2 separate regions of the Homo sapiens genome follow, and region 2 is linked to region 1. A link is an interaction called in ENCODE POLR2A ChIA-PET data of the cell type or tissue named here. Cell type or tissue: IMR-90. All regions are shown on one strand. Each heading gives the region's core, and the rest is flanking DNA. Links, peaks and the distances in the headings are about the cores only.

The links. Peaks named below come from ENCODE experiments on the same cell type or tissue, not always from the same donor. Only the 100,000 strongest peaks of a DNase experiment are listed, where the experiment ranks them.
Region 2: POLR2A ChIA-PET joins it to region 1 with 5 read pairs; 2 of 35 experiments call an interaction of 5 or more read pairs at or near these places.

The regions. Positions count from the first base shown.
Region 1 is chr7:102,227,277-102,235,029 of GRCh38, reverse strand. CUX1 (cut like homeobox 1) reads right to left here. Exons shown (of 24, transcript NM_181552.4): 21 at 7,361-7,663; 22 at 790-978. Among named protein-coding and RNA genes, the nearest start is that of SH2B2, 56 kb to the left of the region's middle. In IMR-90, for the core only: no CTCF peak of the experiment used is centred there; a DNase peak (open chromatin) is centred at 4,229.
Region 2 is chr7:101,623,034-101,630,786 of GRCh38, reverse strand. MYL10 (myosin light chain 10) reads left to right here and starts at 1,491. Exons shown (of 8, transcript NM_138403.5): 1 at 1,491-1,746; 2 at 6,523-6,615; 3 at 6,766-6,867; 4 at 7,715-7,753. The coding sequence starts at 1,669. RefSeq lists an enhancer at 5,948-6,875. In IMR-90, for the core only: no CTCF peak of the experiment used is centred there; no DNase peak of the experiment used is centred there; H3K27me3 peaks cover 2,279 bases.

The DNA of each region.
Region 1 (7,753 bases), core at 1,590-6,589:
GTGGCAGGAGTTTGCTTTGTCACTTTCCAGGCCGGGTGACCTTGGTGGAGGCACCGAACCTCTCTGAACCTCTGTTTCCTGATCTACAAAATGCATTTTTTTTTTTTGAGATAGGGTCATGGTCTGTCACCCAGGCTGGAGTGCGGTGGCTCAATCTCTGTTCACCGCCTGCAGGGTTCAAGCGATTCTTGTGCCTCAGCCTCCCAAGTAGTTGGGATTATAGAGGCGCACGCCACCAAGCTTGGCTATATTTTTTTTTTTTTTTTTTTTTTAGTAGTGAGGGGGTTTTGCCATGTTGGCCAGGCTGGTCTTGAACTCCTGACCTCAAGTGATCCGCCTGCCTCAGCCTCCCAAAGTGCTGAGATTACAGGCGTGAGCCGCCGTGCCCTGCCTACAAAATGCATTTCTTATTTCTCTCTCTGATAACAAAGGAAGGCCTCTAGCCACCTGGTACATGCTCAGTAAATGCTGTGATAGCCCGATCAGCCACCCACACAACACAAAAACCAAATGCAGCGCCCCCAGAGCTGTTTCGCTCTCCTTGGTTAAAAGTGCTCCCAGTGCTAAAAAAATCTTTAGATTCAGGCTGCTGGAGAGAAAAAGTTACACAACTTTCCAGCCCTCTTAGGTACTCATTAGCTGATGACCATCCAAAAATATTTTTGCCCTGTCCTCTGGTCCCTTGGTCATGGGTCAATGTCCCTCATCAGCTGTGTGTGAAAGATTTGAAAGAAACAGCCTGTCTATGAATGCGGACGCAGCCGGCCCGGGCGGGGCAGGGAGACTTACCTTTCTTCTCCATCCGTTTCATGTCCATCAGCTTCTCCACATTGTTGGGGTCGTTCAGCCACAGCTGCATCCGGACGAAGGGCTCTCGTCCTTTCAGACTGAGCTTATGCCAGGGTTTGGGGCGGGCAAGGAGGTCAGAGACAGAGCCTTGGGTGAGCCCTAAGATGGTCTCCCCAAATAAGCGCTGGCCTAGAGAGAAAACAGAAGCAAGACAGGTATTGTCACCGAGAGCCAGGGATCTGAAGGGACAAGTACGTGTCAAGGTTAAAATCAGACACAGGAGTTTAAAGGCTCAGGGTTGGGCTGGTGACATCCTAGCTTACAGCAAACATGTGGTAGAAATATATCTTCAACCAGACTTATAATACTCTCCATTGGCCAGGGAGTTGGCATTGCTCTTGCATTCTCCGTACACACAACCAATGACATTTCTCTTTATTATTATTATTTTTTTGAGATGGAGTCTTGCTCTGTCACCCAGGCTGGAGCGCAGTAGTGTAATCTTGGCTCACTGCAACCTCCGCCTCCCAGGTTCAAGCAATTCTCCTGTCTCAGCCTCCAGAGTACCTGGGACTACAGGTGCTCGCCACCACGCCTGGCTAATTTTTGTATTTTTAGTAGAGACGGGTTTTCGCCATGTTGGCCAGGCTGGTCTTGAACTCCTGACCTCAGGTGATCCACCCCCATCAGCCTCCCAAAGTGCTGGGATTATAGGCATGAGTCACCGCATCTGGCCAGTGACGTTTCTCTTAAGCCTTCAGCCTGGTGCGGTGGCCGGAAGGGCCCTTTGGGAGGCTGAAGCGGGAAGATCATTTGAGCCCAGGGGTTTGAGACCAGCCTGGGCAACACAGTGAGACTCAGTCTCTACAAAAATACACACACAAAAAATTAGCTAGGCGTGGTGGCATGTACCTATAGTTCCAGCTACTTAGGAGGCTGAGATGGGAGGATTGCCTGAGCCCAGGAGGTTGAGACTGCAGTGAGCTATGATTGCACCACTGCACTCCAGCCTGGGCAACAGAGAGAGAGACCGTTGTCTCAAAAAAAAAAAAAAAAAGGAAAAAAAAAAGCCTTCAGGCTTTGTATGTGCTGAGGTCACGCTAACACCTGTGGTGTTTCTCAGAGGCAGTGAAATCTCTAAGCCAGAGCTCAGGAGGCCAAACAGCAAACAGGAGACCTCTCTTGTACAACCTCAAATCAGAGGGCAACCTGCGTCTCCTTCCACAATTAGCAAGGTTATCAGGTCTCGCTGAGAAAACGGGGCAGGCAACCCACAATCACAGCAGGACAGAGGAGAGGGAGCTGCCCAGCTCTGCTTTTCTGAGAGGCCGGCCGATTCCAATTCCAAAGTCTGCTTTTGCAGTCTAGGCTGCCTTTGCTAAATAAAGTAACTGGAAGTGGATCAAAACCCCTTTCCTGATACCTTTTCTTCTCCCAGGCAGGGGCAGGCAGCCCGCTTCACAGGCTGATCAGAGGGCATTTCGCTATGGAGAGCACAGCCGCATTGAGTTGGCAATGCTTGTCAGGAGCTTAGAAAGAAAGGCTCACTTCTCTGAGGGCCATTCCGCTGCTGGTTTAGAGGGCCACCGCTTGTAAAGATACAAATTAGGATCAGTGATAACCTGGAAGGCCTGACGGGAGTACTTGAATGAACAGGACTTATTAGGTGGAAGTGGAGACTGGGATCAGAGGGGCCAGCGTTTGACCCCATAAAGTGTACAGAACAGAAGGCACCTCTCCCCATCCGGGGCAGGGAGACGACAGAGGGCTGGCTTGTTCTCTCTGTGGCTTACATCCTCTATGTGAAATAGAAACACCACACACTGGCTTCTAAGAAGGGGGCCTCCAAGTAAAAGTTTACTGCCTAGAAAGCACTGAAGCTGAGACATTAATTTCTTATCAGTCTTTTTAATTTTTTTCCCTAAAGAAACAGGGTCTCGCTATATTGCCCAGGCTGGACTCGAGCTCCTGGGCTCAAGCAATTGTTCTACCTCAGCATCCCGAGTAGCTGGGATTACAGGTGTGCACCACCACGCCTGGCTTAGTCATTTTAAACTTAAGATAAAAAGAAAAAGAAAAAGAAAAAACAAAACAAAACAAAACAAAAAACTTAAAGATAAATTTACTGATTTTGTAAACCTGTGTTTCTCTGCTTTTCAAACTCTTTAGCCTATAAATGTCCCAAGTCCTTATGATTTTTTTTTTTTTAGTTGTTATAAGAAAATTTTGGCCAGGTGCGGTGGCTCACGCCTGTAATCCCAGCACTTTGCAAGGCCAAGGTGGGCAGATCATGAGGTCAGGAGATCGAGACCATCCTGGCTCACACAGTAAAACCCCGTCTCTACTAAAAATACAAAAAATTAGCTGGGCGTGGTGGTGGGCCCCTGTAGTCCCAGCTACTCAGGAGGCTGAGGCAGGAGAATGGCGTGAACCCGGGAGGCGGAGCTTGCAGTGAGCCGAGATCGTGCCACTGCACTCCAGCCTGGGTGACAGAGCGAGACTCCATCTCAAAAAAAAAAAAAAAAAGAGAAAATTTTACTTAATGCTAACATGGTAAAAGAATCTATTTTCATTTCAAGGAGCTTGCTATGTTCGGGAAAGCAATATATATGAATAGCTAGTTGCTCTTTGCTTAGGCCTCCCAGCTGAATGGGGAAAAAAAAATCAGATGATTATTCCTGGAAAATTATCTGTATGACTCCTAGATGTTTCCTAGCCATGACTTTTAATTGTTTTGGGGCTACAGACCCATTTGAGAGCCTGAAGAAAGCTACAAACCTTCACCCAGTAAAACCAACATCAAGGAAAACTCCAGCAATGATGGTGGCATGGATGATAACTTCAGCCTAGGAGTTTTGAGACCAGCCTGGGCAATATGGTGAAACCCCATCTCTATTTAAAAAAAAAAAAAGGCTGGGCGCAGTGGCTCACGCCTGTAATCCCAGCACTTTGGGAGGTTGAGGCGGGCAGATCACGAGGTCAGGAGATTGAGACCATCCTGGCTAACACAGTGAAACCCCGTCTCTACTAAAAATACAAAAAAATTAGCCGGGCATGGTGGTGGGCGCCTGTAGTCCCAGCTACTTGGGAGGCTGAGGCAGGAGAATGGCGTGAACCTGGGAGGCGGAGATTGCAGTAAGCCGAGATCGCGCCACTGCACTCCACCCTGGGCAACAGAGCGAGACTCCATCTCAAAAAAAAAAAAAAAAAAAAAATAGCCGGGCTTGGGGTGTGTGCCTGTAGTCCCAGCTACTCAGTAGGCTGAGGTGGGAGGATTGCTTGAGCCCAGGAGTTCAAGGCTGCAGTAAGCTATGATCGTGCCACTGCACTCCGGCCTGGGCAACAGAGCTAGACCCTATCTGATTTTCAACATTTACACGAAATGCCACTTCCTATAAGGAGGTGGGCAGGAGTGATGCAACTGGTCTGCTTCCTTGGATGTGTGACGAGCTATGAAGTGGGAGATGACTCAAGTCTAGGAATCCCTGCATGATTCAATAACTGATGAACATATGGGAATTAGCCATTTTTTCAAATCAACAGCTACATTTTTATTTTTATGAATTGACTTAATTATATAAGGTCTCATTGATATGACTTTTTCTCTCATTCTGTTTTGTCTGTTGCATACAGACATGGGGATGGGAGGCTTCCACTGGACAAGCTGGCCTAACCTCCAGGCTGTTAGATCACTGAGCAAACTTTAGTGGAACTCAGCTACTCTGTTCTTTTTTTTTTTTTTAATTTTTTTTTTTTGAGATAGTGTCTTGCTCTGTTGCCCAGGCTGGAGTGCAGTGATGCCACCGTGGCTCACTGCTGCCTCAACCTCCTGGACTCAAGTGATCCTCCCACCTCAGCCTCCCAAGCAGCAGGGATTACAGCGGGTGCCACCATGCCTGGATAATAATTTTTAAAAAATTTTTTTTTTGTAGAGACGGGGTCTCACTGTGTTGCCCAGGCTGGTCTCGAACTCCTGGCCTCAGGTGATCCACCTGCCTCAGCCTCCCAAAGTGCTAGGGTTACAGGCCACCTGTCATTCTCAAGTGAGCCACCATGCTCGGCCTCCCTTCTCTTCTCATCCCATGGGAGAAAGAAAAGACACACAAGGCCTTTCCATGAGCAGCAGACAAACTGCAACCACTCGGTAGGGTTGTGCTTACATGCTCTGCAGAGAACACTGCCCCTTTAACTGACTTTCACCCTTGGGAAATAAAGATAGAAAGGGTGGGTTTCCAATCTCCGCGTGCCTAAACCAGGGAACCCTGCCTGGTTAACACCACACTGGAGGAGCACGGTGGTTTAAAATGACAAAATAGGCTTGGCTGGTGTGGTGGCTCATGCCTGTAATCCCAGCATTTTTGGAGGCCAAGGTGGGTGGATCACCTGAGGCCAGAGGCCAATTCGAGACCAGCCTTGGCAGCATGGTGAAACTCTGTCTCTACTGAAAATACAAAAATTAGCCAGGCGTGGTGGTGGGCACCTGTAATCCCAGCTACTTGGGAGGCTGAGGCAGGAGAATCGCCTGAACCCAGGAGGCAGTGATTATAGTGAGCCGCGATTGTGCCACTGCACTCCAGCCTGAGTGAGACGGTGAGACTCTGTCTCAAAAAAAAAAAAAAAAAAAAAAAAGGCCAGACACGGTGGCTCATGCCTGTAATCCCTGTGTTTTGGGAGGCCGAGGTGGGTGGATCACTTGAGGTCAGGAGTTCGAGACCATCCTGGCCAACGTGGTGAAACCCTGTCTCTACTAAAAATACAAAAATTAGCTGGGCACGGTGGCGGATGCCTGTAATCCCAGCTACTCGGGAGACTGAGGCAGGAGAATCGCGTGAACCCGGCATTCAGTGAGCCGAGAGGCTGTAGTAAGCTGAGGTTGCGCCACTGCACTCCAGCCTGGGCGACAGAGTGAGGCTCCATCTCAAAAAAAAAAAAAAAAAAGATGAAACACCGTAACATTCTTACAGCCACAGCAGCTGATGACCAGTGACACAGAGCACAGACAACCAACCCAGGCCGAGCACCCAGGGGGCTAGAGCATGTGCCAGGCCGAGGCCAGGTCTGAGGCACGGTGGGATGCCAGGGTGACGGAGTGAGTTCCCCAGGGGCTGCCCGCCCCAGCTGTGGGCTGTGAAATGGAGATGGCTTCGCAAGGCAGCGGGAACAGCAATGATAAAATAACAATGACTATTATTACCAGTCGGGCCTGGTGCTAGAAAATGCTGCTACTCACTGCTCCCAGGCAGGCGTGGTTACTCCAGTTTCGTGGAGGGGGATCTGAGAATGCAGGCAGCCTGGCCAGCATCACGGACTCAGTGAGCAGAGTGAGAACCGGGGTCCGTTAGACCTTCCACTAAGCCATCCTGGCACTGCCGGGTGGACGCTGCCCAGCTCTGGAGCCCCGAGGATGCCAGGCTCTAATGGGTGTCTACCTCTTTCTTTTTTTGAGACAGAATCTCACTGTGTTGTCCAGGCTGAAGTACAGTGGCATGGTCATAGCTCACTGCAGCCTAAAACTACAGGGTTCAAACGATTCTCCTGCTTCAGCCTCCCGAGTAGCTGAACTACAGGCGTGCACCACCATACCCGGCTAATTTTTACATTTTTTGTAGAGATAGGGTTTTGCCATGCTGCCCAGGTTGGTCTCGAACTCCTGGCTGGACTCAAGCGATCCTCCTGCTGTGGCCTCCCAATGTGCTGGGATTACAGGCATGAGCCACTATGCCCGGCCTAATTTTTAAATCTGTTATAGAGAAGGGGTCTTGCTATGTTGCCTAGGCTGGTCTCGAACTCTTGGGCTCAAGTGATCCTCCCACCTTAGGCTCCTGAGTAGCTGGGACTACAGGTGCACATCAACATGTCCAGCTAATTTTAAAATTCTTTGTAGAGATGGGGTCTTGCTATGTGGCCCAGGCTGGTCTCAGACTGTGGCCTCAAGAAATCTGGACTTACTCAGACTGTCTCTATTGAGATACATCTAAGCCAGGCACGATGGCTCATGCCTGGCTTGGGATCCTGTGATCCCAAGAATTTTGGAGGCTGAGGTGGGCAGATTGCTTGAGGCCAAGAGTTCGAGACCAGCCTGGCCAACATGGTGAAACCCCACCTCTACTGAAAATACAAAAATTAGCCAGGAGTGGTGGCAGGTACCTGTAATCCCAGCTACTCAGGAGGCTGGGGCACGACAGTCACTTGAACCGGGGAGGCAGAGGTTGCAGTGAGCTGAGATTGTGCCACTGCACTCCAGCCTGGGTGACAGAGCAAGACTGTCTCAAAAAAAAAAAAAAAAAAAGAAAAAAAAGAGACAGTCTGTGTGGATCCTCCCGAGTCCACTCTGACTCCATGCTCATCTTCTAACTGGTCCCCGTGGGGGTGCAGGGTGGGGAGGAGGTGGGGACTGACCTGCAGACGGCACGCTCCTTACTGTTCACAACTATAGGATGTTTCATGTTCTCAAAGGGTGCCTACACAAGTTGAGACTCTGTGGTTGGCTTGGCCTAGGGCCCGCCCTTCACCTGCTCCTCCTGCAAACTCCCTGCCACCTCCTGACTCAGCAGCCGAGAGGAGAACCTACCGAGGTTGTTGTCCGTCAGCACCTCCTTCACCCGCTTGGTTATGCCGTAGGTGTCCAGCTCCGGGGACATGGCTACTAATTCTTGGATGCTGAGGGCCGAGTGTCCGGAGAGAGGCAGCGGGGTTGTGGGCTGGGAGTCGGATGCTGGCGGGTCACTGGGCTCTGGTGGCTTGCTGTCCTTGCTCGCCTCGATGGGGGGACAGGGCTGCTGGACCAGCTCGGTCAGGCTCTTCACCGACTCACTGGAACTCATCGGGGACTCAGGGGCAGGGCTGCAGCTGGCGGAGGTCTTTGGAGTGCTTTCTGTAATTAAAGCACACGAGAAACCGTGCCTGAAAATAGCTGTCTTTTACCACGACCATCTACGTTCCTTATCTAGGAAATACTAATTAA
Region 2 (7,753 bases), core at 1,178-6,177, 600 kb after region 1:
TGTCCCCGGCCTTTGGGAGCCCCTGCCACGGTCCTGGGCGTGCTCCCCGGAGGCAAGAGCCCTTGCTTGCAGAGGCCTCAGGGCAGCAGGAAGCCAGAGGCAGGAAGCAGGAGTTATAGGTCTGCTACCCACTCTGTAAGCCCAGAGCCAGGAGGCCCCAGGGCCAGGCTCACAGACCGGGCATGGAAAGCCTGCACCCTAGCCACTGTCGCGGTCACACAGGCCCCCTTCTGTAGCAGGTCCAGGCGGCTGGGACTGGAATCCAGGCTCCCGTCCCCAGAGCTGGGTTCTCCTTTCCGCCTGGCTTGTTGAACACCTGTGGAACGTGTGGTTTTTCTCCCCGGAGAGGAACGCCAGGACACCAGGAGAGCAGCCCTGTCGGGGAAACTGAGGCACACGGTTTCCTGCTGCAGAAAGCGGGCTGCACAGCATCATGGCTGGACCTGGCCCCAGCTCTGGGAGGAGCACTCAGTCACAGGAGTTTAGGGACATCAGAAATAGCTGTAGTCAGGGATGACTGGGAGGGAGCAGGAGGAGGGGAGAGTTTGGATGAGCAGAACCTTTTGGAAGCTTCCTTCTGGAAACACTAGAAAGAGGGGCTCTTGTCCTGGCCCTCCCTCTCTCTCTCTCTTTTTTTTTTTTTTTTTTTTTGTTTTAGAAATGAGACCTTGATCTGTTGTCCAGGCTGGAGTGCAGTGGTGCAATCACAGCTCATTGAAGCCTCAACCTCCTGGGCTCATGTGATCCTCCCACCTCAGCCTCCTAAGTAGCTGGGCCTGCAGGCATGTGCCACTGATACAGGAGGGGGGACAGGGAAGTGCTGAGAGGAGAAAGGCAGGGTCCCTGGCAAGGGCTCCACCCTTGGGCCTGTGCCCACGGACCTAGGTGAGGACAGGCACTCCTGTTTATATGCCCAAATGTCACATTTTCCAAGACCACCCTGGCCCACCACGCCCCCCGCCCCCCCGCCCATCCTGTGCCTATGAAAACCCTGAGACCCCAGTGGGTACACACACAGGTGGCTGGACATCAAGAGGAGCAGAGGATCGGAAGAGCACACCGACAGCACTGGCAGATGCTGGCAGGCCATCGACTGGCTGAATAACACAAATGCCCAGGGGAATTTGGCTGGGGATGGTCAGAGGAGAGTCTGGCTGCTGAGCACCTTGACTTCAGGGGAAAAATCACCTTCCCACTCCATCCCCCTTCTGGCTCCCCATCATCTGCTGAGAGCTACTTCCACCACTCAATAAAACCTCGCACTCATTCTCCAAGCCCACATGTGATTCAATTTTCACAGTACACCAAGGCAAGAACCCCAGGATACAAAAAGCCCTTTGTCCTTGCAATAAGGCAGAGGGTCTAACTGAGCTGATGAACACAAGCCACCTACAGATGGCAAAAGTAAAAGAGCATCCTGTAACACACGCCCACTGGGGCTTCAGGAGCTGTAAGCATCCACCCCTAGACACTGCCGTGGGGTCGGAGCCCCATAGCCTGCCTGTCTGCATGGTCCGCCTAGAGGTTTGAGCAGCTGGGCATGGAAGAAGCGAGCCACACCCCCATCGCATGCCCTATGAACGGGATAAGGGAACTTTTTCACTTCACCACTATGCCTGACTAATTTTTTAATTAAAAAAAATTTTTTTGTAGAAACAGAGTTTCACCATGTTGCTTAGGCTGGTCTCAAACTCCTGGCCTCAAGTGATCCTCCCTCCTCGGCCTCCCAAAGTGCTGGGATTACAGGTATGAGCCACTGTGCCTGGCCTCTGGCCCCACTTCTTATCTGCCTTGGGTGAGTGACTTAACCCATGCGTGCCTCAGTTTCCTCATCTGGAAAATGGGATATGGATTGAATGTGAGGACACGTGTTTTAAGACATGGCCTGACCTTCTGTGTTGTATATTAGCTGCTCTTCTTATTATTATTATGATATTCCCTTCCCCAAAGGCAGGGGATCAGCTGTACCCGGGGCTGAAGGCCTGAGGCCAGCTCCAGGGACAGTTAAGCTCTCCAGCCCCTGGGGACCCGTGGGCTCACTGCCTGAACCCAGCACTGCCGGCCCTGGCAGCTGTTCAGATATGGCGGGCCCCAGATGGACAGTGGCAGCCTCTGAGGCCGAGCTGGGGCTGCTGGGGCTGCACTAGACACAGGAGGGGCTTTCCAGGGCAGGTGTGGGCTCTGTTTGGCAGATCTACTAGAGAATTCTTGGGCTGGGCCAGGCCTGGTGGGGATGGATGTGTGTGTGTGAGGCCAGGGTGGAATGGAGGTCTCATTTTTCAGTTCTTCCTCATCAGAGTCACCTCCAGTTTTCTGTTTTCTTTTTTTTAAGAGACAATATCTCACTCTGTCGCCCAGGCTGGAGTGCAGTGGCACAATCATAGATCACTGCAGCCTCAAACTCCTGGACTCAAGCAATCCTCCTGCCTCAGCCTCCTGAGTAGGTGGGACTACAAGAGCACACCACCATGCTCGGCTAATTTTTTTGATATTTTGTAGAGATAGGGGTCTCACTATGTTGCCCAGGCTGGTCTTGAACTCCTGGCCTGAAGCGATCCTTCCCTCTTGGCCTCCGAAAGCTCTGGGATTACAGGCGTGAGCCACTGCGCCCACCCCATTTTTCTTTTATTTGTCCTGTTGCTTTCTCTGTTCATTGAGCATTTCAGTGCCCTGAGGGGGTCCCCTGGCCTGGGGGTGCTTAATGGACACCCTGATAATAGGCATATTGGTAGAAGGGGCCCCCGAGGGCCAGGTTGGTGCAGAAACTCTCTCCATAAGCAGACCGGGGGTTTCATACACTCCCCCCTATTCCTATGAGATGGCTGAGCCTCCTAGAGGGTGATGTCCCACCCAGAGTCCCACAGCTCCAGAGGTCCGGCCACACTGCAGTCTGAGTGGGTCCCAGCCAGCATGGGTGGCCCCACCCTGGGCAACACTCCCTGACGGCTCAAGGCCAAGTCTTCCCATTGGGGTAGGCAGCCTCAACTTACTCTGTGTCCTTGGCCAAATGCCCCTTCCTGGGTCTTGGTCCCTTGGCTCTAGAGAAAACAGTTGGCCCAGGGCTCTCGGAGATCCTGGAGGCTTAGGCAGTCCCTGCGTCCGTGGTATTTGCCCACGGATTCCCCCCAACCCTATCCACTCTGAATGGCCCAAGGCAGGTGCCTGGCAGGGAGGTCTCCGTCCTGTCATGGATCACCTTCCACACTGGGCCCGGTGCATGCCAGGGGCCCTGGGAGGACCACTATTTAAGGGCCATCTCTGAGCTATCCCCAGGCCAACTGCAGCTTCAGGGAGCTCTCCAGACCATGGTAGGCTGGGGTTGTTCTGCTCTGCCACGGCTACCTTCCTCTCACCTCCACCTCCTCCCTGGGGAGCTCAGGCCTGTGGCTGTTGTGTCTTTGGCTTCAGCACTGCGGTCCCCTCCCTCCCACCCCTGCCCCTGCCCCTGCCCCTGCCCCTGACCTCACTCCGCAATTCCTTTTCTTTTTTAGACAGAATCTCACTCTGTTGCCCAGGTTGGAGTGCGGTGGCTCGATCTCGGCTCACTGCAACCTCCACCTCCTGGCTTCGAGTGAGGTTCCTGTCTCAGCCTCCCGAGTAACTGGGATTACAGGCGCCCGCCACCACACATGGCTATTTTTTTTTTTTTGTATTTTTGGTAGAGACGGGGTTTCACCATGTTGTCCAGGTTGGTCTCGAACTCCTGACCTCAAGTGATTCACCCGCTTCGGCCTCCCAGAGTGCTGGGATTACAGGCGTGAGCCACAGCGCCCGGCCTCATTTCTCAACTTTGACCTTGTTCTGTGACCTTGACTCTGTGTGTGATTCTGACCTTCACCTCCTGCCTGAATTCATCCTGCCTCTCACTGACCTTCCTGACCTTAATCTGATGTTGTCCCTGGTCTGACCTGCTCTTTGCTCTTGATCCCATGCTTGGACCTGCCCCACTCGGGACTCCTCTCCACGTGGGTCCTGATTTGAGCCTCTGCTTTCCTGGACTTTGTGGGGACTGCTGGGGAATGAGGAAGAGGAGGGTGGAGAGAGACGAGGTGGGCAGGGCCTGGGGGCTTCACAGGGGCAGTGGCTCTGAGGGCAGGGGCCCCCTGGGAGGGCCGGGGGTCAGTATTTGGGGCAGCGTGGCACCTCTGGAGCTCCGAGGTCCCCCTGTTCACCTTTGCCTGTGCACCTCATGTGACGCAGGGCTTGCTCTGGGTTCCTGCCCCTGGGGACTCCCTGCGGGGTATCAATCTGGCTGTCCCTCTGTGCCTGTGTCTCACCTGCCTCATTAGTTAGTCCCTCTCGGCACAGAGCTCTGACTTGGCTGTCAGCCTCGGCTTGTCACCTCCTGACTGCCCGAGGGCCTAGGGGCTTCTCTGTCTTGTCTTCTCAGCGCTTGTCCCTCCTCCGAGTCAGCCTCTATGGACTGCCTGTCACCAGCGGGACTGTGATCTTCTTGGGGACCAAGACGGGGCCTGATTCAGCCCTGGGTCCCCAGGACGGACCTGCCTGGAGGTCCGTAGGTGTCTAATACATGTCCTGATGCTTTGAGGTTGACCTGCTCTAGGTTTTATAAATGGGGAAACAGGCTCAGAGAAGACAAGTGAATTTCTTAACATCACGGAGGCTGGGAGCAGCCAAGCCAGGCTTTGAACCCAGATCCGGGTGACCCCCCCTTCTTCCCTGAGATGTTCCTTTCAGGGGAATTTTATTTTTCAGGGGCCCATTCTCAAAAGGAATTTTCAAGACAGCTGGGCTGCAAAGACCCTAGGGTTTAGGACTCTTGTGCTGTAAAGAAAATGATCTCTCCCTCCCTCGTGGAGCTCTGGGACAGTGTAGGGTGGGGGTGTAACCAGGGGGATCATGAGAGGCTGGGGGCGTGGGGGGCAGGGACTGAGGACGCCGAGGCCACAGCCAGGTGTGCCAGAGAAAGGGCAGAACCTCCCACAGACGGAAGTGATCATTTTTTATTAATCGGAGGAAATGTATATGTAATTATGTGGGATGAACTCTGTGGGGAAGTTCTTTTCTTTATGATGTCTGAAAGGATTTATAAATATTACAGAGGTTTTACAGCATCATAACGTCCCGGCCGCCCTGGCAGCCCCCTTTCAAAGGATTAGGAGAGACAGAGCACCCAGTAAAAGCTAATTATAAGTCAGCCGGCGCTTCTGCCCCTGCCCTCGACGACGCGGGCTCCTGGGCGGGGGTGGGGACAGCAGTGAGCTGGGGGCAGGGGAGACCACACAGGCGTTGGGGGAGGGGAGCAGGGGATGAGGGGACTCCTCTGCTCTGGTGGGGGCAGGTAGACAAGGGCTTGGCAGGAGAGGGTGGTACAAGTTGTGACGGAGACAGGAGCTGGTGGTGGGAACCCATTTCTGTGCCATCCCGTCCACCTCCCCGTCTGGAATCCAGCAATTCTTTTCCCCCATCGAGAGCCCATTCTGGGGCTCACAGCGCCCCTGGGGGCTGTAAGGATGGCTGCCCAGGAACAGGACTCTTGAGGGTCTTGGGGACCTAGGGCTTTCAGCAAATGCCCAATGGTGGACTTCCAGACACCCTGACATCACAGAGGCAGGAAGGCTGGCCAGAAACCATCTGACTACTCAACGTGGGTGGCCTCCTGCTTTGCCTGCTGCGTGGGTTGGCCCTGAGTTCTGGGCAGCTATTTCCAAGCACTGGCTGATCCCCACTTTGAGCCAGGTTCAGGGTGGGGATAGGAGAGATCAGAGATGGGGCAAAGTGGGTTTTACCCCTGAGATGTCCACTTAGTCGAGGACACAGACGCACAGATATGTCAGGACAGTGTGATACATGCTGTAGGGGTGACAGTCCACAGTGGAGCCATGTGGGGAGGGGAGAGTGGCCTGGGGTCAGGGAAGGCTTCTCGGAGGAGGTGACAGGGAGCTGAGCCTGCAGGATGGGTAGGAGTCTCTAGATAGATTCTCCAGGGAAGGCATTCCAAGCAGGGAATTCCAACAGAGCAACGCATTCCAGGCAGGGGCAAACGCTGGGAGGGAAGGCAGCTCTGGGACAGAGTAGAGGGCCTGGGTGAGAGGGAGTAGCAGCTCTGGGACAGGGCAAGAGGCAGATCCTGTGGTGGGGCTAAGAGCGCAGTTGTTCTCCTGAGAACACGAAGAAGGTTTTTAGCAGCTGGCGATAAGGTCAGATTCCAGCTGTAGTGGAGGATGCCGGGGTAGAGATGGGGAGGCTGAAGGAAGAGATGCCCGCCTCTGTTCTGCAGCACGGGCACCGGCTGCCCACCTTCCGGAGCCCGGGGGACAGGGCCAGGAAGCAGCTGTCCAGCTCTGTGGGGGTGCACGCCGTGCAGGCTTCTTGCCATGGGCTGGGAAAACGTCCTGATTACCTGCAAGGCTTCAGGGGTAGCCTTGTCTGTCTGCTGTAGGCACCGGGAAGGGCAAAGCGGTGTCATTCTGGACCGTGATGCCCTGGGAGGTGAGACAGGGGGTGGGGGCTGACCCTCGAGGCAGGGGCCGCTGCAAGGCCTTGTCTGCTACCTCGCAGGCACCGAGAAGAGCTCGGAAAAGAGCAGAAGGCACCGCCAGCTCCAACGTCTTCTCCATGTTTGATCAGTCCCAGATCCAGGAGTTTAAAGAGGTTGGTCTGCTGCCCCATGGGGCTGTTATGAGGATTCTTGGAATGCATGCCAGTTGCTCAAGGAGCTGGGCAGAGGCTCAGTCCTCAGTCTCGAGGGGCTGAAGATGTCATTATTACTATTATTATTATTATTATTTGTTTGTTTGACAGAGTCTGGCTCTGTCGCCCAGGCTGGAGCGCAATGGCATGATCTCGGCTCACTGCAACCTCTGCCTCACGGGTTCAAGCAATTCTCCTGCCTCAGCCTCCCAAGTAGGTGGGATTGCAGGCACGCACCACCATGCCCAGCTAATTTTTTGAATTTTTAGTAGAGATGGGGTTTTGCCATGTTGGCCAGGCTGGTCTGGAACTCCTGACCTCAGGTGATCCACCCGCCTCGGCCTCCCAAAGTGCTGGGATTACAGACGTGAGCCACAGTGCCCAGCGCCCATTACTACATTTTTAAATGATTAGGTTTTTTTTTTTTTTTTTTTTTTTGAGACAGGGTCTTGCTCTGTTACCCAGGCTGGAGTACAGTGTTGCAGTCAATGCTCCCTGCAGCCTCAAATTCCTGGGCTCAAGCCATCCTCCCACCTCAGCCTCCTGAGTAGCTGAAACTACAGGCATTCATCACCATGCCTGGCTAATTTTTTAATGTTTTGTAGAGACAGGGTCTCATTATTTCGCCCAGGCTTGTCTCAAACTCCTGACCTCAAGCAATCCTCCTGCCTCTGCCTCCCAAATTGCTGGGACTGCAGGCATGAGCCACCAAGCCTGGCCAATGACATTATTTTTTGAGGCCACCATGGCCATGGCCCAGAGCCTGGGTGAGTGACCTGTTGCCCTCAGGCAGCCTCTTTGTCTCTCTGTACCTGACCCTGTGCTTGCTGTGTGACCTCGGGCCAGACTTTTCTCTCTCTGAGCCTCAGTTTCCCTGTCTGCAAACTGGAGTTGCTGTGAGCCTGAAATGAGGGGTTGGGGATGGAGCCCATCCCAGCTGGGCTGCCAGAGGGACCTGCCCCGAGGCTCCTTGGGCAGCAGTCGGCAGGAGGACGGTCCCTGGGGGAGGTGGCCGGGCTTGGAAGGGCAGGTGACTACTTAGCACCTGTGTCTCTGCCAGGCTTTCACCATCATGGACCAGAACCGTGATGGCTTCATC